2 separate regions of the Homo sapiens genome follow, and region 1 is linked to region 2. A link is an interaction called in ENCODE POLR2A ChIA-PET data of the cell type or tissue named here. Cell type or tissue: MCF 10A. All regions are shown on one strand. Each heading gives the region's core, and the rest is flanking DNA. Links, peaks and the distances in the headings are about the cores only.

What was found. Peaks named below come from ENCODE experiments on the same cell type or tissue, not always from the same donor. Only the 100,000 strongest peaks of a DNase experiment are listed, where the experiment ranks them.
Region 1: POLR2A ChIA-PET joins it to region 2 with 20 read pairs; 5 of 35 experiments call an interaction of 5 or more read pairs at or near these places.

Annotation. Positions count from the first base shown.
Region 1 is chr14:31,934,950-31,940,334 of GRCh38, forward strand. No RefSeq gene overlaps it. Among named protein-coding and RNA genes, the nearest start is that of LINC02313, 7.2 kb to the right of the region's middle. RefSeq lists enhancers at 1-252, 1-48. In MCF 10A, for the core only: no CTCF peak of the experiment used is centred there; a DNase peak (open chromatin) is centred at 2,982.
Region 2 is chr14:32,020,008-32,025,392 of GRCh38, forward strand. No RefSeq gene overlaps it. Among named protein-coding and RNA genes, the nearest start is that of ARHGAP5-AS1, 54 kb to the right of the region's middle. RefSeq lists an enhancer at 266-1,465. In MCF 10A, for the core only: no CTCF peak of the experiment used is centred there; a DNase peak (open chromatin) is centred at 3,264.

The DNA of each region.
Region 1 (5,385 bases), core at 91-5,090, 85 kb before region 2:
AATTCACATCTTTGTACAGAATAATATTATCCTGTTCTCCAGTCCTTTTAGCGGATTATAGCTGAGCTCCTCTGAATATTCCTTACTGTATTATCATGGAGCTTGTATTTCTCTACCTTGTCCACAAAGAAAGTGTGCTGACTTGTTTGTCACCATTTTCTAACTAGACAATGGAACAGTTACTACCTGAGGAACCCTGTCAGAGAGGAGATGAGGTTAGTCTGACCAGCATTCATCTTCCTGGGTCAACACAAGGTGTCTAAGCTGCGTTAGAATTTTGCTAAAAGTCCCTGTTAATAAAACGGAGACATTTGCCCCTCTGCAAGTTTCTGCAAGTTCTACCATGCTTCATAAAGTCTCATATATTATAATATTTCCATTTTTTTCAGATGTCAGATATTGTAAATGAATTCCTGTTATTTTAGGGTCCTAGAGCTGCTTATTTTACTGTTCCTGTTGCAGTGAGTATTGGGGTGCCTGTATAGACGGTGCTGAGATGTAATTCATCTGAGGCTGGAGACTTAAATGCAGCAGCCAGGTGCTCTCCTCCTACTTCCTCACTATCACAGACTTTAATTTCCTCTTGGCCATATTTTTGTTCTTCTTTCTGGCTCGAAGGTCATTCCTGATAAAGAAGATGGAAGCAAACTAGGAGTTGAGTAATTCTGTTTTCACTGTATCATCTCTAAATTAACTGTGTCATCTGCCCCCAGCAGGAGGCCAAACTCTTCTCTTGTTCTTTTTCTTGTTCTGAACCCACCCCAGTGGCTCCTGGTGTATTTTATGTGTGCATTCTCCTGTGCCCCAGCCTTCTACTTCCGTGACTTGATTCTTTCTTTTGATGCCACTCCTTTGTATCTGCTGTTGGCTGCAAATTCCTCCTTCCTGCCTTTGTGAGTGTCCTTGTAAAATATAAGCTCATTGGAGACAGTAATTTTTTTGGATAGTTCCCTCTCTTCCTCCTCTCCAGAGTAGAGTCAGAATTAAATTAGGTGGAGCCTCCAGTCTTTCTAGAACCAAGTTCTACATGATTAGAGTCTCTGACCATGGAATCAAAGAGCATTTAGCCTTGTGCCTTACATATAGGAAGTCTGCAATAATGGTAACAATAATAACAACAATAATAACCTTTACTGAGTGTTCACCATAATAGTAAACCATACTAGGGGCTTTATATATGTGATCTCATTTAATTCTCAATGTTGACATATAAGGTAGGTCTTATTATTCACGATTACAGATGAGGATATTGAGATACAGAGAGGTGACATTTGCACAGCCGTAAGGACAGCGCCAAGAGCCTGACTCAGGTCTGTCCAGATTCCTGAGCGTGTACTTTAACCTCCACATTCTGCTGCCCTCTGAGATTTAATCCACTGAATCACCTTCTTTTCTCTGGACTTGTAGAGTTCTTCATTCTTGCAGTCTCAGGAACATAGACGGCTTGCATTCACTTCCTTGGCTCTTGAGAATCACATAGTGACAAGGTCCTTTTCTGTCTAAGTGCCAGTCGATTCCATTGTGTTATCCACCTAGTTCACCTTTAATGGCCAAAATTAGATCCAAGCAGTAGCTCCCTCACAACATCCTTGTCCCTCTGTGACATGAAGTTGTCAGTAGAGCAAGGCCTGAGTGAATTGGATGCTCTGCTTCTGACAGAGTGGGGCTCCTAACAGACCTCTGGATTGTTCTTCCATCATCCCTCAGCCTGCAGAGAACAGAGCCTGATGGTGGGAGTGACAGGTACACCTAATGGGTGGGCCCAAGGGCAACCAGCCTCTCCTTGCCCCCTCCCCACTGAGCTTTCTGTGCTCTGGGAATATTATGCTGGCTTGAAGGTTTTTCTTCAACTATGATTTACATGCCACCTATTCTCAAAAAGAATGTGAAGTAATTTACAATAAAACATGTCTAAAACAAGACAATTAAAACATATTTTTAAAAGAGAGGCAGATGGAGAGAGGTCAGAAATCACTTGGTTTGAATCCCTGACAAGAAGTTATAGCACATGAATGCATTTTGATCAATTCTCGATACAAATGTCTGGGTGTGTAGGAATGGGGAAAAAACTCTGCGGAGTGGGGAACCTTGAACCTCATGGGCCCCATCCTCCACCTGGAGCCAAAATCAAGTGACATCATGCCTAGCAATGCCTGTGAAAATATTAATTCAGGCCGGGCGCGGTGGCTCACGCCTGTAATCCCAGCACTTTGGGAGGCCGAGGCGGGCGGATCACGAGGTCAGGAGATCGAGACCATCCCGGCTAAAACGGTGAAACCCCGTCTCTACTAAAAGTACAAAAAATTAGCCGGGCGTAGTGGCGGGCGCCTGTAGTCCCAGCTACTTGGGAGGCTGAGGCAGGAGAATGGCGTGAACCCGGGAGGCGGAGCTTGCAGTGAGCCGAGATCCCGCCACTGCACTCCTGCCTGGGCGACAGAGCGAGACTCCGTCTCAAAAAAAAAAAAAAAGAAAATATTAATTCATACTATCTGTCTCAGGAAGCCTCGGGGAAGGCAGCAGAGGAACCGCTGCATGTGTGAACTCTAAGTTTAGTGTAGCCAGTTTGCCCAAGGGTCAGAGCCAAGATAATTCATCACTGTCACAGACAAAAGGCCTCCATAAATTTGTCTTTAAATTTTAATACCTAAATCACATATTATACAGACAGAACTCACACAACCCATCTATTGCTCTGTTATAATTTTTAAGGACAAAAATGGTATAAATCATAACAGGACTTTTAAAATTATCACAGTTGTTTCAAGAGATGCTATGCTATAGCTTTTCTGTTAGACAAGATTCCAGTAGGAAATGGATGACTGAAGAATGAATGAATGAATGAATGAATGAGTGAGTGCCTACATGGTCCCATGACACCAGTGAATCAGTTTCATACTAGCTGTGACAAACAGTTCATTCAGTAGAGCTGAGCATGACTTCTGGCGGCACTTCCTGTCATGATGTAGGCTGATACTGTGGGAGCTCTGAGTCAGAACTGCAGCCAGCAACATGACTCAGGGCATTGAGGTCAGGGCAGGGGAGCTCAGGCACTCCTCTGACCCTTGTCTAGGTGTGCACCTACAACTCCCTTGATAGGTTTACATATGACCAACTTCATTTGATAGACAGAAAAATAGAGAAGGAACGTTGGTGATGGAGGGTTGGCTTATGACTTTCTATATCATTAGAGATGTAACAAACACTCGCAGTGACCAGATGAATCAGAAGGAAGATTTCTTGAGGTCCCTGGTAGGCATATTTCCTCTTACCTTCAATTCTATGGGGCATTTCTGTAGTTTGTTGAATGGAATCAAAGTGTTAAGGCAACCTAGAAACTAAGTACTAGCCAGGTTCAGTTAGAGGCAATCAAACAATGAAATATCAGGCAACAGATTTAACTAAAACTGTTCTCTTAATCCTTTTTTTTTTTTTTTTTTTTTTTTTTGGAGACAGAGTCTTGCTGTGTCACCCAGGCTGGAGTGCAGTGGTGTGATCTCAGCTCACTGTAACCTCCACCTCCCGGGTGCAAGCAATTCTCCTACCTCAGCCTCCTGAGTAGCTGGGACTACAGGCTCCCGCCACCATGCCCAGCTAATTTTTTGTATCTTTAGTAGAGATGGGGTTTCATCGTGTTAGCCAGAATGGTCTTGATCTCCTGACCTAGTGATCCACCTGCCTCAGCCTCCCAAAGTGCTGGGATTACAGGCGTGAGCCACCATGCCCGGCCTCCTTTCTGTTTTCTTAATGTGAAGGTTTTTAAGTATGTAGGTATTCATGGGAGAAGTAGTAGTTATTTGTTGTAGGCAAATACTGGTGTTCTCTCAGCTATAGGAAGTCATTAAAGATGGGAATGATTAGGATAGGGAAATGGCATTCGTAAGTCTGGGTGTGGCTATTTTTTTTGTTAGCTTGATAGAATTTGATAGGCAATGATTTTTAAACTTTCTTGTAAGGCTGGATTAAAATATATAATTTAAAATCTTTGGGGTGATATTATAGTAAAACCCAGTCTCCACAAGTGATTGTGTGAATTTACTCAATGCATCAAGTATTTGTTGATCACCTGATTGTTAACCATCCATCCATCCATTAATCTATCCATCTATTCATCCATCCATCCATCCATCCACCATTTATGCATACACTACTTACTCAGCATATGTTATGGGCTGAATTGTCCCGCCTATCACCCCAAATTCATATGTTGAAGTCCTAACCCTCAGTACCTCAGAATGTGACTATATTTGGAGATATGTCTATAAAGACGTAATTAAAGTGAGGGTGGGCCCTAATCCAATTTTACTAGTATCCTTATAAGAAGGGGAAATTTGGACAGGTGTGTATAGAGAGGAGACTACGAGAAGACACAGACAGAAGATGGCCTTTTACAAGCCAAGGAGAGAGGCCTTAGAAGAAACTAACCCTGCTGACACCTTGATCTCAGGCTTCTAGCCTCCAAACTTGTAAGAAAATAAATCTCCGTTGTTTAAACCACTCAGTCTGCAGTATTTGGTTATGGTAGCCCTAGCAAACTAATGTACTTCCAATATACCAGTGCACTATGCTGGATATGATATGCTAGATAATACTATGCTATACCAGTGCACTATGCCAGATAATACATGTACTTCCAATATACCAGTGCACTATGTTAGATATGAATGAAGTATCATCTCTGCCTTCAAACAGCTTCCAGCCTGCTAGGTACAAAACACTGCTAAGTGTCAAGGAAACTATAAAGCTACAGTGATGAATCAAACCTTTAGTTTCATGAGGTGCTTAACATTCTATAAAACCAGCCCTTGCCCCCATTGGTTTGTATGGGGTTACAATTGGCATGTGCCCCTATTTTATTTTGAATTCTGACCCCAAAAAATGTTTTTGCGTATGTCAGTTGGGAGTTAAGTGAAATTTATATCAGCCACAAGAAACTAAAACCTGAAGAGGTATGAGAGGTTGTGTTTTACTTTTTAATTCATATAGCATGATTTAGGTATAAAACAGCCTTCAGAGTATTTTTGTGGCTTTAAACCCATCAGAAAACTCATTTTTGCAGTAAAATCCTATCTTCATGGCAGATCCATTTATTCTGGGATCACACAGCTTCGGCTGATCTCCAGAGTAAGCAGAAGATACAGTAGTGACAGCTGGCAGCCTCGCTCACTTAGATTCTGTTTGTGCAACTGCTGTTAATATGGAGCCGCTAACCTAGGAAAAAAATCATGGCTTGAACCAAGGTGGAGGACATGGAGCAGGGCCCTGTGGCTTTTGGAGTAGAAGTGGTCACACACGTTAACAAACAGCATGAACCCAAACTATAAAAACATAGAATTTTGAGAGCTCTAAGGAAATTTGGATGTTATCTGGTCAAAGCCCTCATTTTGT
Region 2 (5,385 bases), core at 182-5,181:
TGATATGCTTAAAAAATAAAAACTGATTCAGGCAATAGGTGAATGTATCTTTCTTTCTTCTAAATTTCTCTAGATAACCTTCTTTGTCATTCTGAATTTTATATGATAGAAAACCATCTACAGGTCTACATTGGAAATACTGAAAATAATTTTATTGAAGTCTGATAATGGGTGAAAACTACTGGATCTCATGGCTCATTCCTGACCTGAGCTGGATTTAATTCCAGAACCGAGGAAGGCTATGAAGTGATCCTCTTTTCATTATCCTTATTTTTTACTGTAATTTTGTAGTGGTTTCAGTGAGGAACAGAACCACAGAAATCCTTAGGGGCTTATCATCTAAGTTGGATATAGAAACAGAAAAGTAAGGCACCCAACAAGAAGCCAATTTTCTAAAGAAAAGGGAGTCCCAGAGTTTCTACTTTTATAATTCTTCCTTCCTCTGTCATTCTACAATATCATTGTCTTCAACATTTTTTAGAACAGTCTGCCCAGATATGATCTGGAAAACAAAGAAGCATGGAGAACAAACTTTGCCAGAAGAAACAGAAGTGCACTGGGGGGCACAGGTGGAGCAGCTTTGCTGTGATCTTGGCAAGAAAGCACTTGGGATCCTTAGGGGCCACTCAATCCTCCCCTCCATACCCTCACATGGTGGCCTTGGATTCCCAGCAGAGCCTCTGTGCTATGGCACCTGGAGGTTGAAGATGTTATAGTCTCGCCAATGCACAACAATTTAGCAGTCTCTCATTGTGAGGTATCACCCGGAGTTCTTTGTCTCACAACCAAGAGAATTAAGGAGCGTGGACACAAAGGGTGAGGTTGGAGCAAAAGTTTCATAAGTGAAAGAAGAAAGCTCTCCGCCTCAGCGATAGAGCCCGGAAGAAGGTTGCTGCTTTTACAGTTCAATGTAAAGGCTTTTACAAGAAACTGTTGAGGGCTGGGTGTCTCATTTGCATAAGGCACAGATTTCTGGTAGCTCCACCCTGTCATTCTAGTGCGCATGTGGGCCCTTAGCTTGAGTTACTCCATACTGCTTTGTTCCCTTTACTGAGCATGTGCTAGAGGACAGGATTTTTCCATTGCGGGCATGTCTGGGCAAGTCACCTGTGTAGCCTTTCTTATCTGTGCAGCTGTGGACATATCTTAGGTAAGCCCCCCACCCTGTGCACGTTCCCTTATCTGTGCCTGCAGCTTGAGTTTTCAGGCTGTTCTTTTGTTTGAAAGAATTCAACTGAGGACTCACCCTAACTCCCTTCTTGACCAGTTTCTTTCTTTCTCCTCTCTCAGAGAGATCCCAGTAGCAGCCAGATTGGGACCCCTGCCTCCCATAAGATGTTTACATACTGCAGCCAGCCCTATGGGAGCCAGGAAGGCCTGCAGAACTAGATCCTGCTCAGTTGAAGTAGGACGAGGGCTTAATTACACACCCTCCCCCCATTAAGTCCTGATTTCCACACATGAGGCTGCTATTAGGCCCACAGTCTATTTAAGAATGCTCCCAGGACAGATTAAAGAAAATCAGTCTGAGCCTCTTAGGAGGGAGCATCTCATCTCTACTAGAGGAGGAAGCAGTACATGGTGAACAAAGCCAACAGAGCAGCTAGAACCAGAGAAGGCAGGGCTTAAACCCTGGCTTAATAAGGACAAGATGGCTGAGTGCAGTGGCTCACGCCTATTACCCCAGCACTTTAGGAGGCTGAGGCGGAAGGATCACATGAATCCAGGAGTTTGAGACCAGCCTGGGCAACATAGTGAGACCTCATCTCTACAAAAAGTAAAAATTAGCTGGGCGTGGTGGCTCACACTGTAGTCCCAGCTACTTGGGAGGCTGAGGTGGAGGATCACCTGAGCCCAGGAGGTGGAGACTGCAGTGAGCTGTGAGCATGCCACCATACCCTATCTTGGGTGACAGAGTGAGACCTTGTCTCACAAAAAAATATATATTATATATATATTTTTCATATATATGTATATATATGTGTGTATATATGTATATATATGTATATATGTATATATGTGTATATATACGTATATATGTGTATATATATGTATATATGTGTATATATGTATATATGTGTGTATATATGTATATGTGTGTATATATGTATATATGTGTGTATATATACATATATATATGAAAGAAGGCATGTGATGAGCATTCTGCTTCCTGCTTCTATATAATTTTTATATGTGTGTGTGTATACATATATACATATATATATACATATATATATATATATATATATATTAGATGGGATTGTCCTGCAGCTAGTAACAGAAAATCCACTATATCTATAGTTCGTTTACTTAAGAAAATCTTGAGCTAGGCAGTCCCAGGTCCCCTTTTGGTCACAAAATGGTTGCCATAACTCCAGGCATCCTAACCTCACAAAGCCGTTTCCAAAAGCAGGAAGCAGAATGCTCATCACATGCCTTTTTTTTTTTTTATTAACTATAATAGTAACTAACATTTTCTCGGCATTTACTTTATGTCAGGTGCTATCCTGAGCACTTTGTAGGTTTTAATTCTACAGCCGATTAAAAAAAACAAAGCATAAAAAGCAGAATTAACTTTCTCAGTATGACACAGGCAAGAAGTGATAGAACTGGGACTTAAACTCTGGCAGTTCAGCTCCAGAGCCCTTACGGTGTCAAACCACTTCTCCATTAAGGAAGAAGAGGTTTCCCAGAAGCACCTCAATACACCTTACCTTATGTGTCATTGTTTAGACCTGTGTCACATGACTGCCTGGCAGCAAGGGAGGCTGAGAGAATACAAGTAACTGCCTATTTCAACCTTAAGGAAGATGGGGGCTGTGAAGGTCAGTTGAATAGCCAACCGATAGCGTCCACCATGGTTACAAAAGTAGCAATGGGCTTTGTTACAGGGGAAAGGTCTGGTACACTAAGGACCCTTAGGTGAAAGGCCGAGGTCACTGGGCTATTTGGCTCACTGCCATTGAGAGAAAAGCCAAGATGCCACTGACAACCAGCTAGAAGTGGTGAAAATGCCAGCAGCCTCACAGTCTTATCTTCCATGCAGTCACTGGAGTATCTGTGCATAAGCAGTTTTTACTAAATTCTTCATCCTGATTTAATGGGGAGGAAATCAGATGCAACAGGTATGGTTCTTTGTGCTTGTTGAATGGCTTTAAAACAAGCTTTCAGATACTGGTTGCCATAGGGGAAGGCAGCAGGAGGACAAATCAGCTGTATTTTAAGCTAATTACCAAAATGTTGCAATACCTGTCAGATAGGGACATTTTGTTCCAGTGTCAGTGTTTGTGGAACAAAACACTGGGAAGGAAGGAGGAGTATTACGTAGGCAATTTGTTCTACATATGCTCGAAAAAAGCCTCTCAGATACCTGACACAGTTACATTCCAAGTGTTATTGTACCTGCTTATAAACTTGGGTAGAATCTCATTTTATAAGCTTGAAGAGACTTCCTAATTGCTACATTTAGACCCAAAGCTCATTAAACTTGAAGCCTATTGCTATAATATACTAAAACATACTGTATTGTTTCCTGGGTTTAAAATTCCTTGCACAAAGCAAATGTTAGGTGTACAATTCATTTGCAAGTGACATGTTGGGGGATGGAGGAAGAGGTGGGCACCAAGGGATGTGCTTGGCTTGTTCCAACACATTAAAGCCGGAGAAAGTAAATGATGCTGCATCCTTGCGCAATGACTGTATTTCAATGCAACACAATATTTTAATAAAATATGACACACTTTTCAAATGTTAGGTGGTTATGTCAGAGGCATGTGAACCAGAGCAACTCCATCTTAAACAGGAAGTGGGTAAAATGAGGCTGAAATCTACTGGGCTGCATTCCCAAATGGTTGAGGCATTCTAAGTCACAGGATGAGATAGGAGGTCAGCACAAAATTCAGGTCATAAAGACCTTGTTGATACCTTCGCCCACTTTTTGATGGGGTTGTTTGTTTTTTTCTTGTAAATTTGTTTGAGTTCATTGTAGATTCTGGATATTAGCCCTTTGTCAGATGAGTAGGTTGCGAAAATTTTCTCCCATTTTGTGAGTTGCCTGTTCACTCTGATGGTAGTTTCTTTTGCTGTGCAGAAGCTCTTTAGTTTAATTAGATCCCATTTGTCAATTTTGGCTTTTGTTGCCATTAAAATAGGTTGCAATAAAGGAGCCAGCCAAAACCCACCAAAACACAAATGGCAATGAGGGTGACCTCTGGTCATCCGCACTGCTACACTCCCACCAGAGCCATGACAGTTTACAAATGCCATGGCAACATCAAGAAGTTACCCTATATGGTCCAAAAAGGGGAGGCATGAATAACCCACCCCTTGCTTAGCAGATCTTCAAGAAATAGTCCTAAAAATGGGCAACCAGCAGCCCTCAGGACTTCTCTGTCTAGGAGTAGCCATTCTTTCATTCCTTTACTTTCTTAATAAGCTTGCCTTCACTTTGCACTGTGGACTTACCCTGAATTCCTTCTTGTGGGAGATCCAAGAACCCTCTCTTGGGGTCTGGATTGGGACCCCTTTCCTATAACAGTTATGTTTTGCAGTTTTATAAATTGCAAGGTTGTTCATTTTTGCCCCAATTTTTCTTTCTCTTTTTTGGTCATTATAATAGTACTAACAGCTAAGGAATGCTATAAAATGAGCAGGGTTTTGAACTGCCGTTAGTCTATTCAGAAAATAATTAAAGGTACACTGAAGACAGTTTGCAATGAGAAGACACTGAGAACTCACAAAGCAAACCTATCCAGCTCTGTTTTCTCTCCCGGGCCCTAGTGAGCTATCACCTCCACTGTCACTAATTTCCCTGAGCCTCAGTTTTCTGATCTACAAAATAGGAATCCATGATCCTATGGACTCCATGATCTCTGAAGCTTGTGATCTCCAGGACCTTTGAAGTTCTGAAGTTCTAACGTTCAATGATGCTACACACTCTGAGTCAGGATTTAACAAAATTTCCAAATTTTACTGACATGCTTTTCTGTATGCTGCTAAGAATGTTTAACAAAGAGATAAAACACTATATAATAAGAAAAATATCTTCATTCAAAAAATAGACTATGAAAAGGATAAACGCTTTGTGTGACCAGGACCTTTTTTCTTCATACTGTTTCCTGTATCCTCACTGACAAATAATGCTAATATGTGAAACCCTCTCAAGGCATGGAAATAGCCTTGTTCAGTTGGATGTTAAAATGGCATTTTCCATGCATTATGCATTATGAATGGAAGGTTAATGAAATTGTGCATGTCTCAGTTTTCACTCTGCAGGTTATTTTGCAATAGGGACGAGACTATCCTACCTTTAATTTCGTGTTTTATTAAATTAAATGCATTTCAAAGAAAGGGCCATTTTATTCCACTGTTCTGTCTTTTTTTCAC